Regions from separate parts of the Mus musculus genome. Here region 1 is linked to region 2. A link is a contact called in ENCODE POLR2A ChIA-PET data. All regions are on one chromosome and are shown on one strand. The core of a region is the stretch at or near the end of the contact, and the rest is flanking DNA. Distances in the headings are between cores, read along the strand shown. Region 1 overlaps Fyn (Fyn proto-oncogene). Region 2 holds the start of E130307A14Rik (RIKEN cDNA E130307A14 gene).

Region 1 (4,032 bases), core at 1,206-3,705, 230 kb before region 2:
AGTAACGTGGACTCAGACCGAAGCCTTACAAACTACATAATCCGGGCAGGTGTTTTAGTTCTGTTAAGCCGATGTTCCTTACCTGAATGCCTGGGTATGATCACTCTGAGCACTGAAAGAGACCGTATTTAAAGCGCTGAGAAGGCTCGTGTTCTTGTTCAGGTGTCGTAATTCATGGTTGTTGTTTTCTTGCTCAGAGGAGCTTGTGGCCAGTGGTAAAGGGACATGGACATGTGCCCCAGGGATCCAGGCTTCATTTCTGTGTTATAATCACTTCCTCCTATTCCTTTAAGTCCAGGTTGTCATAACAGAATGACCATGCCCCTTACACCTTTCCCTCTTCCATGTAAGGGCTCACACGTGACAGATGTCCATGCTTCTCTTGCCTGAAGGTTAAAGCTGATGAGTTAGGGTGAATGATGCCTTCCAAGGTTCTTGTTGTCATGATGCCACACCATTCCTTAGCCAGTTATCTCTCTGTTGAAGCTGGTTTCCACCACACTGCATGCTCCTTCTATGCCACAGGATGCAAGAAGGGAGACGTCATCTAAAAGATAAAGACCCTCGGGTTTTCACAGCCATTTGCTGTCAGCCCACAGGTGAAATGACATGGAAACAGCTGGATAGAAGAAAATCTCAAGGTGTGGTCTTCAGCTGTACGGTCATAGGCCCACTGGAAACCGCCACTGTGGCTGTCTAGTGGGATGAGGGGCAGTGTGCCACACCCCTTCTCCTGGCCTCTTCTGTGACTCCAATTATTATCAGAGATGAATTTGGGCCTTAGGATTGTCAAAACTATTTTGGGGGAGATTTTTTTAAAGTTTTGTTTTTGTTTTTTTAAGACAGGCTTTCTCTATTATGTAGCCCTGATTGTCTTGAAACTTGCAATGTAGACTAAACTGGCCGCAGGATTCACGGAGGTTCAGCTGCCTTGGCCTCTAGAGTGCTGGGATCAGACGTGCACCACCGTGCTCATCCCAAAACTGAATTCTTTCAGGCCTACTGCGAGCAGAATTCTCCAAGCTCCTAATTCTCTGATACAACACTGATGATAGTAATAATAAAAATATTAATAATAGTAATATACATGAGTAAATGTCACTGTTAGGTTACCTTAGCATGCATTTATTTTCAGTTAATAGTGTATATAAATGTATGGTGGCTCATAAAACACGTGTGCCGCCTTTTTTGATTGACTTAGGTTTTTTTAACTGACAAGGTCAGGCTTCAGTCATGCCTTCAGTGCGTTAGCAGAGGCGGTAGCAGCTCCTTCCTCAGAGTAGCCAGTTTGTCACCTCAGATGCTCTTCTCCAAGGGCTGCTGGGAACCAGTGCTGGCTGCCTGCAGGTGGCTCCATGTTCTTCTCTCCCTCCTTTCATTTCCCCTGGGTCTTGGGCACTGGGCAATCCTAAATGCTGACCTCTTATGAAAGACCAAAGGATTGCATAGCCAGGCTCCTCAGCAGGAAGGAAACTCAAGGAAGGCAGAGACCCCCACCCCCTTCCTCCCTCTCAGACTCTGTACCATGAAGAGGAGGGAGGAGGCTGGCTGGCGTTGCCTCTCTGCCTCCTTTGTCACTGCTCTTTGCTCTTAGAAGCCCAGGAATTCAAGCTGAGTGTGTTTCCCAACTGCCTGGTTTATCAACATTCACACCAATCTGCTGCTGCAGCTTTGAAATCCTAAATCACTGCTGGATGCAGAGGCTGCTGCTGTGCTCCTGCGTTCCTTGTAGCTTGGAGGAAGTGCCAACACGCAGTCCCAGTGGTTGGGAGACACAGGGCTCCCTGTCATTCTTCAGAGGAGACGCCTGCCTCACTTCAGACTTGCAATGCAGATGGCGGCTGGCAGATTCTGCTGTGGCTGTTTCCACAACCGTGCTTCCGAGCAAAGGGGCAAGCGATGGGGATGCCACGCCCACTGTCCCAAGCTTGCTCCTTTCGATGCGCTTTTCATGTTTTGTTTTGTTTTTTTTTTTTTTTATTACACTTTTACTTAATCTGTGTGTGTGCCCGGGCAAAGCTTCCATGCAAGGCGTGGCATGGAAGAGTGGAGGTCAGACAACTTGGGAGCCATCAGTTCTCCCCTCTAGCAGGAATCAAACTCAGACCTGTGGGCTTTGCAGTAGGCATCCTTACTCACTGAGCCATCCCACCCTCCGGCCATCTGCTTCTGTGAGAGCTGGATCTTCGTGACTAGTGCTACTGAATTAAAGGAAGAGAAAGAACCCCCTGTTTTCTGAAAGGCTGGGGCTCATGCAGAATCATCTGTCCAGGAACCCCCATGCTGACTGGGGGGATCTGCGGAGTGAGGTTTTGTCCTGCCTGAGAAGGAACCTCCTGGGCTCTCATCCTCCTCCTACCTATAGAAAGGACATTGGCGATGCCTGTTCAGGCAGCCGCTTTGTTCTAGTGTGTTTGCTTGTGCCTATGCCAGGTGACACTGTGACTCCTGGCCCACCGCCAGTCCCGCTACAACTGTTACTAAAACAGAGGAGGCCAGAGAGCCAGGCTTTGCGACTGAGCCGCAGATGTGACACTGGCTTTCCTGCTTGTGCTAGTTTGCGACTAGAAGCCCGTGGTTCTACAGAGCATGTGCAGAGTGGGGGAAACAAGCCTGACTGGATATGGGCAGTGAGAAGTGATGTATCCAGCAGACCTTAGTGTTTCAGAAGAGTGCTAAGTTGTATAAAGTGGGGCTGCTCCCTCCTGTGCTCCACCGGGATTCAGGAAAACTAGCTCAAAAGTCAAAGCTAGCTGGGCAGTGGTGGTGCAAGCCTTTAATCCCAACACTTGGGAGGCAGAGGTAGGTGGATTTCTGAGTTCGAAGCCAGCCTGGTGTACAGAGTGAGTTCCAGGGCTACACAGAGAAACCCTGTCTCAAAAAAAAAAAAAAAAAAAAAAAGAAAAAGAAAAAAGAAAAGTCAAAGCTGTGTCAGCTGGAAAGGGTGAAAACAACAAGCATAAGGACAAATCCCCCTGCCTCTACAACCAGCAGCATCCAGAGAGTGAGTGCTGGTTAGACCTCCCTTCCCTAGGGCTGGCCAGTACACAGCTCAGCCCAGTCCAAGCCCTCAGTTCCAGGAAGAGCCTGCTTAATTAAGGATTGTCATTCCTACATGGTTAGGGTCTCCAAGCATATAGGACTTAGAACTGAAGCATATTCATTGCCCCCACCTTGTCTGCCTGTAAGACTCTGGGGAGCCTTAGCTTACCTGGGACCCCCTGAGTGAACCACGTGAAGCCGGGATCGATGCAAAAAGCAAGAGGAATTTATTGCTCCAGTGCACTGGGGCCATCCCAGACCCGAAGGAGTGGTGGCTACTCCCAATATCCCAGCGAGTTCTTATATGGTTTCCAGGGGCAGAATAGAGCATCAGCAACTAGGCACAATAAGATTGGTGGAATAGTGCACCCTTTAAACTGATTGGTCTTTAGGGAATGAGGTGACAAAGACTTTCCTTGTCTGAAGGTGGCAACAGTCAGTACTGTGGAATGTGTCCCCACCGGCAGGTCCGATCCTGCCATGTGGTCTGAGAAATGGTAATTAGCCTCTCCCTTCCGGAGGGTCAGGTGTTTCATGACCTTCCCAAAGTTCCTAAGCTGACCTTTTCATGCCCAGGTCTGGCGTGATCACCCATTGCGTCCTCAGGTTTGACATCAGTGCCTCTGCTTCCCTTGCCACAGTAAGGTTTCTGCAGCTCTCTCTGTGTGTTCTCACTGCCTGCTTGCTGCACAACCCCTCAGCACCCAGCAAGGAGTAGAAAGCACGCTCACTGCTCTTGACTGGTTAGCTATTGTGCCTTCCAGAAGTTGCCTCTTAATGTGCTCCCCTCCCATCTCCAGTTTTATGCTTTATTACTATGTGATTGTTTCAACTTACATACAAATTCAGTTGAGAACTGAAACAAGGGAACTTGAACTCATCAACATGGTGCATTCTCACAGTGCAGTCTCTGTCACGCGCCTGCGGTGATTCAGCCTGTCCCCCTAAAGCGCATCGCAGGCATCCATTTTGTAGCTGGAATGGCCCAGT
Region 2 (4,382 bases), core at 1,114-3,613:
ACCATATACCTACTCCTTCCCCCTCATATAGATGGTCTCTGCCTACAATTACAGATAATTGTTAAAAGCAAATGTTTTCACCTGATGTTTAAAAGTATTGTCATGGAAGGGTTGAAAGGCTCTGGGTAAATAGGTGAGATGATAAATGTCAGTCAATGAGCTCCAATAACTGACAAATGTTAACTGCTTGTGATATACAGGGCTGGCTGGTAGGGTTGCTAAGCATACAGGTTTCCATTCTCCATCCCCCCAACATGTGATTTAGTAAGTGACAAAATATTAAAATTAACAAAAAAATATCCTAAGTGCTACAGGACATGCAGCAAGACCACCAATCTACAAATTTAGGATATTTTTTGTTAATTTTAATATTTTGTCACTTACTAAATCACATGTTGGGGGGATGGAAAATGGAAACATATTCTTAGCAACCCCACCAGCCAGCCCTGTATATCTCAAGCAGTATAAAATTGAGACTATTATATTATATTTTGATGAAGTCTATGCGTAATTTTTAAATTATATTGTTTCTAACTGATGGACATCATGGAAATCACTGGTGTTGTCCATCTGACATTCTGACTGTATAAAATGTTTATTTGTACCAAAGAACACACGGTAAGTGCATACATACACTGCTGATGAACAAAAGGCTTGTGTGTGGAAGTCATATTTTAAAGTCTCTTCTATAGTCTTCTAATACTTAAGTCAATTTGTAAAAAATTCTCTGTACTATAGCTGTTAGTAGGTTACATCCTAGTCTTGCCACTTCTTATGATGCTCTTGAGGCAAATTTACTGTATTGATTAGTCTCAAATCACCCTAAGCATAAATTCATATTAACATTTGTTAGTATGGAACGCTGCGTTCTGCAATGTGTCCCTTTAAGCCTTTTGATTTTATGTGAAAATCCACAATTGACTGTGAACAAGGAGCTCTCACCCCACTCCAGATACAAGGCAATATAACAAGCAGTAAAATGCACCTGTATAATTTTTTAAGTGGGACAGAATGAACTCTACTTTGGATGGATAATGACTGTCAAGTGTCCTAATTTCAGTGGCAAATTTCAAAGCTGAAAACTGTAGTTTCTGCTTCCTATTACTTTAATCTTTTTGTTGGGGCGGAATTGGGGGGGGGGGCGGCGGCGACGACTCACCTGTGAAAAACGAGGCCTAAAAAAATCAAATTATTTGTCCGAGGTCACGCCCAGTATTAGTGACCAAGCCAGACAAAATCCATAGGTTCTAATTTAACATCCTCACCAGCAGCATCTGTTGCCCCCGCACCCCCCAATCCCTAACTGTGCCACTTCATCTCCTTTCTAGCTCCAAATAAAGTTGGTTTTTATTTTATGTCTTACCCCACCCCCTTTTTCTTCTGTGTCAACCCGTAGTAAAATCTTGCACTAAGAGTGAATGAAAACACGCCGACTTTTAGGAGCCTTTCCCTTTTGCCAACATTTTCTCTGAAAGGCTCTCGGGGCTCTCCGAGCAGCCGCGAGAGGAGTGGAGGGAGGGAGGTGAGTGGAGCAAACAAGTCTTTCCGTGTTCTCGCTCGTGCCGCGTGTGTGTGTGGGGTGTGTGTGTGTAGCCTGCGCGGGGGAACCCACAGTGGTTGTCCTAGTGCGAGAGGGGCAGGCGGTGGGGGAGTGGGGGGGTGGAGAAAACCACGACGGTGGGAAATCCCTGTGCTGTCGGTGTATCTGCCCAGCTTGGGCAAAGCTGGGCAGGGCCGCGCGTGAATAAATCTCCTTAAGTGGCCGGGCGCAGTCACTGCAGCACCGCAGAAGAGGAGGCGGGCGAGGCGGGGCGCGAGGCTCGCCCGGAGCTGGGGGGAGGGGAGGGCGGAGGAGGGAGCGAGCGCCAGGGCGGCCCTTTTATAGGCCGAGGCCCGCGCGCCCCCGCCCCTCGAGCTGGCCCGGGCTCCAGCTCCGCCGCCGCGTTACCTGAGAAGGGCCGGCACGTCCAACGCTCCGCCCGCCCGCTCGCTCGCCCGCCCGGCCCGCCCTCCCTCCTTCCCACCCTCCCGCTCGGCCAGGGCCGCCCGAGGTCTGTGCCGCGCCTCCCTTCTCCCGCTGGCGGCTTCCCTTACCTTGTGAAAACAAAACAAAACAAAAAATATCCTCTCCGCGGCAGCCCCCGCCTCTTCCGTAAGATGTGACATGGCGGTCGGCGAGGGGAACTCGGGAAGCCGCCAAAACCCTGCGCCCCTCTGAGCCTATCCATGCTATCGGCGCTCCCCGGGCCCCGCCGCAGTGACCCGGCCCACAGGCCGAATCATCGATTCCTCGGCGCGCGGCCCGGCTTCCCGCCAGCTTCTTCCCCAGCCGCGCGCTCCGAGCGGGGGAGAACCCCCTCCTCGTCCCCTCCCACCCCGGGCGCGCGCCCGCCCGCCTCCTCCCCCCCCCCCGTCGCCGCTCGCGCGCGCGCACACACACACCCCTCCTCCCCTCCCCCAGTGGTTGCGTCCGTGACATCATCATCATGGCAACAAGAGCTGCAGCCTGGGACCGAGGAGCCCGTGTGATTCCCGGCGGCGGCGGCCGTGGCGGCAGCAGCAGCGGTACCACCCGACCCGACGAACGCGCGAGGGCTTCTCTCCCGCTGCCTCTCGCCCGGAGCGTCTGAGGAGGCGGCGGCAGCACACAGCCTCCGCAGCCTCCGCGCGCCGCCGCCGCTGCCGCTCGTCCCGGCGTCCGTGCGAGGGGCGGGGGGGAAAAGCCGAACCGAGGAGGAAGGGGAGGAGGCGCCTCTGCGGAGCCCGCCGCCGCCGCTGCTGCCAGGTCGCTGAGTGGAGGGGAGGCGGTGGCGGTGGCGGCGGCGGCGAACATGTTTTCTGTGCGGATAGTGACTGCCGACTACTACATGGCCAGCCCGCTGCCGGGGCTGGATACCTGCCAATCCCCGCTCACCCAGCTCCCTGTCAAGAAGGTGCCGGTGGTACGAGTCTTCGGGGCGACCCCGGCAGGTAAGCGGGAGCGGGCGGGAGCGGGAGCGCGGGCGCCGGGTCGTCGGGGCTGCCCTCCCTCCGCGCACTCGCGCGCACGCCGCCGCCGGCGGCCCTCTACAGGGTCGCTGCGGAGTCTGCCCTGTTCTCGGCTTTGCTCGCCTTCTCTCTCGCGCGCGTGACAGGAGGCGCAAAAGAAAAAAAAATGTGGGCTCGCGTGAGCGCTGCGCCCCCCTCCGCGGCAGAGAGGCGGCGGGCGCCCGGTCTCTCCTTTGCGAGCGGCGAGCAGGCTGGAGCCCCTGCCTCGGTGGGTCGGGTGGCTGCGCCTCGTCCCCAAGGACGAGTTCGCGGGTCCTTAGAGGTCGGTCCCCGGCGGAGACCCCGGCCACTCGCTACGTGTCCCTAGTGCCCCGTTCGAGAAAAGGCTTTGAGGGCAGAGGCGAAGTGTCAGGCGTGTTGTCCGTCGCTCCCGGTTGCCTCTGTTCACCCTCGCTCTCCTCTGCCCCTGCCGGAGATGCTGTGGCTGTAGAAAGTGGCGCCCGGGGCCAGATAATTTTTCTCATTGAAGTGACCATGTGGCTCTTCTGTGAGTGCAGGTCGTGACTGCTTAGAGTTTAATGCCTCGACAGGGACAGAGCGGCATCCTCAGGTGCAATGCTTTCAGGAAATGTGCATCCATGGAAATAGGAACTACGTGTTTGTGTCGCCCAACATAAAATACTACACCTAATGGGGGTGGATTCGTTAGGAAACACAGCCAAGCTCAGCAGCATAGGCATTTTAAAATTCCTCTAGGCTGGGTTGCAGGGTTGCATTTTAAAAATAGATTAAAAAAAAAAAAGCCATTTTGAAGAAATGGTGGGGGGGGGAAATGACAAGCTATGTTCTGGAACACTCTTTGGGTTTATAATATAAATAGGTTAGGGGCCAGATATACAAGGTTTTGCGTTTTTATCTTTCAGTTTTGCGTCTTTTTACATGCTTTAAACTGTTAAGATGAAATGGTAAAGCCGTATTCTGGAAGACGATTCTTACCAAGGTATAGCCCTATGGGGTTTCAGACGGCATTTCCCACTTGATGCTCTTTGCCTTCGTCGCCATTCATCTTTATTACTACAGTCAGCTTCTGTGGACTACCAAGACAATACCATTTCCCAAAATACAGACACTCGTTCTAAGCTACTACCTTTTAATGTGAATTCTCTTTGTTAACAATGCCAATGACATAAATAAGGCTGGGTAAAAGACTCCTTTTTCAAGTAGAGTTTGATGCTGTGAACCTTGGAAGATCGAGAACCGGAATGCTGGTAACAGTTGGTAGAAAGTATAGCATTTGAGACGTGGAAGACTGGAAAATCAGAGGCATTATAATGTTCTGGAGGATAGGTTTTCTACCTTTTTAAATGCTGTGCTGCTGTCTTTGTTTTGATTTG

Evidence for each region. ChIA-PET counts read pairs that join two places held with the same protein, here RNA polymerase II (POLR2A).
Region 1: POLR2A ChIA-PET joins it to region 2 with 21 read pairs in embryonic stem cell. The contact joins the enhancer-like site here to the promoter of E130307A14Rik in region 2. POLR2A ChIA-PET finds 5 or more read pairs at or near these places in 4 of 5 experiments (Patski and embryonic stem cell).

What each region holds. Positions count from the first base shown.
Region 1 is chr10:39,499,993-39,504,024 of GRCm38, forward strand. The region is part of intron 3 of Fyn (Fyn proto-oncogene); the gene reads left to right. Among named protein-coding and RNA genes, the nearest start is that of Gm40627, 88 kb to the right of the region's middle. Within about 2 kb of position 2,456, at least 1 of the 3 ENCODE cell types and tissues checked has a DNase peak (open chromatin) inside an H3K27ac peak, as active enhancers do.
Region 2 is chr10:39,729,644-39,734,025 of GRCm38, forward strand. E130307A14Rik (RIKEN cDNA E130307A14 gene) reads right to left here and starts at 2,364. Exons shown (of 3, transcript NR_038037.1): 1 at 2,095-2,364. It overlaps Rev3l (REV3 like, DNA directed polymerase zeta catalytic subunit), which reads left to right and starts at 2,517. Exons shown (of 32, transcript NM_011264.3): 1 at 2,517-2,970. The coding sequence starts at 2,832.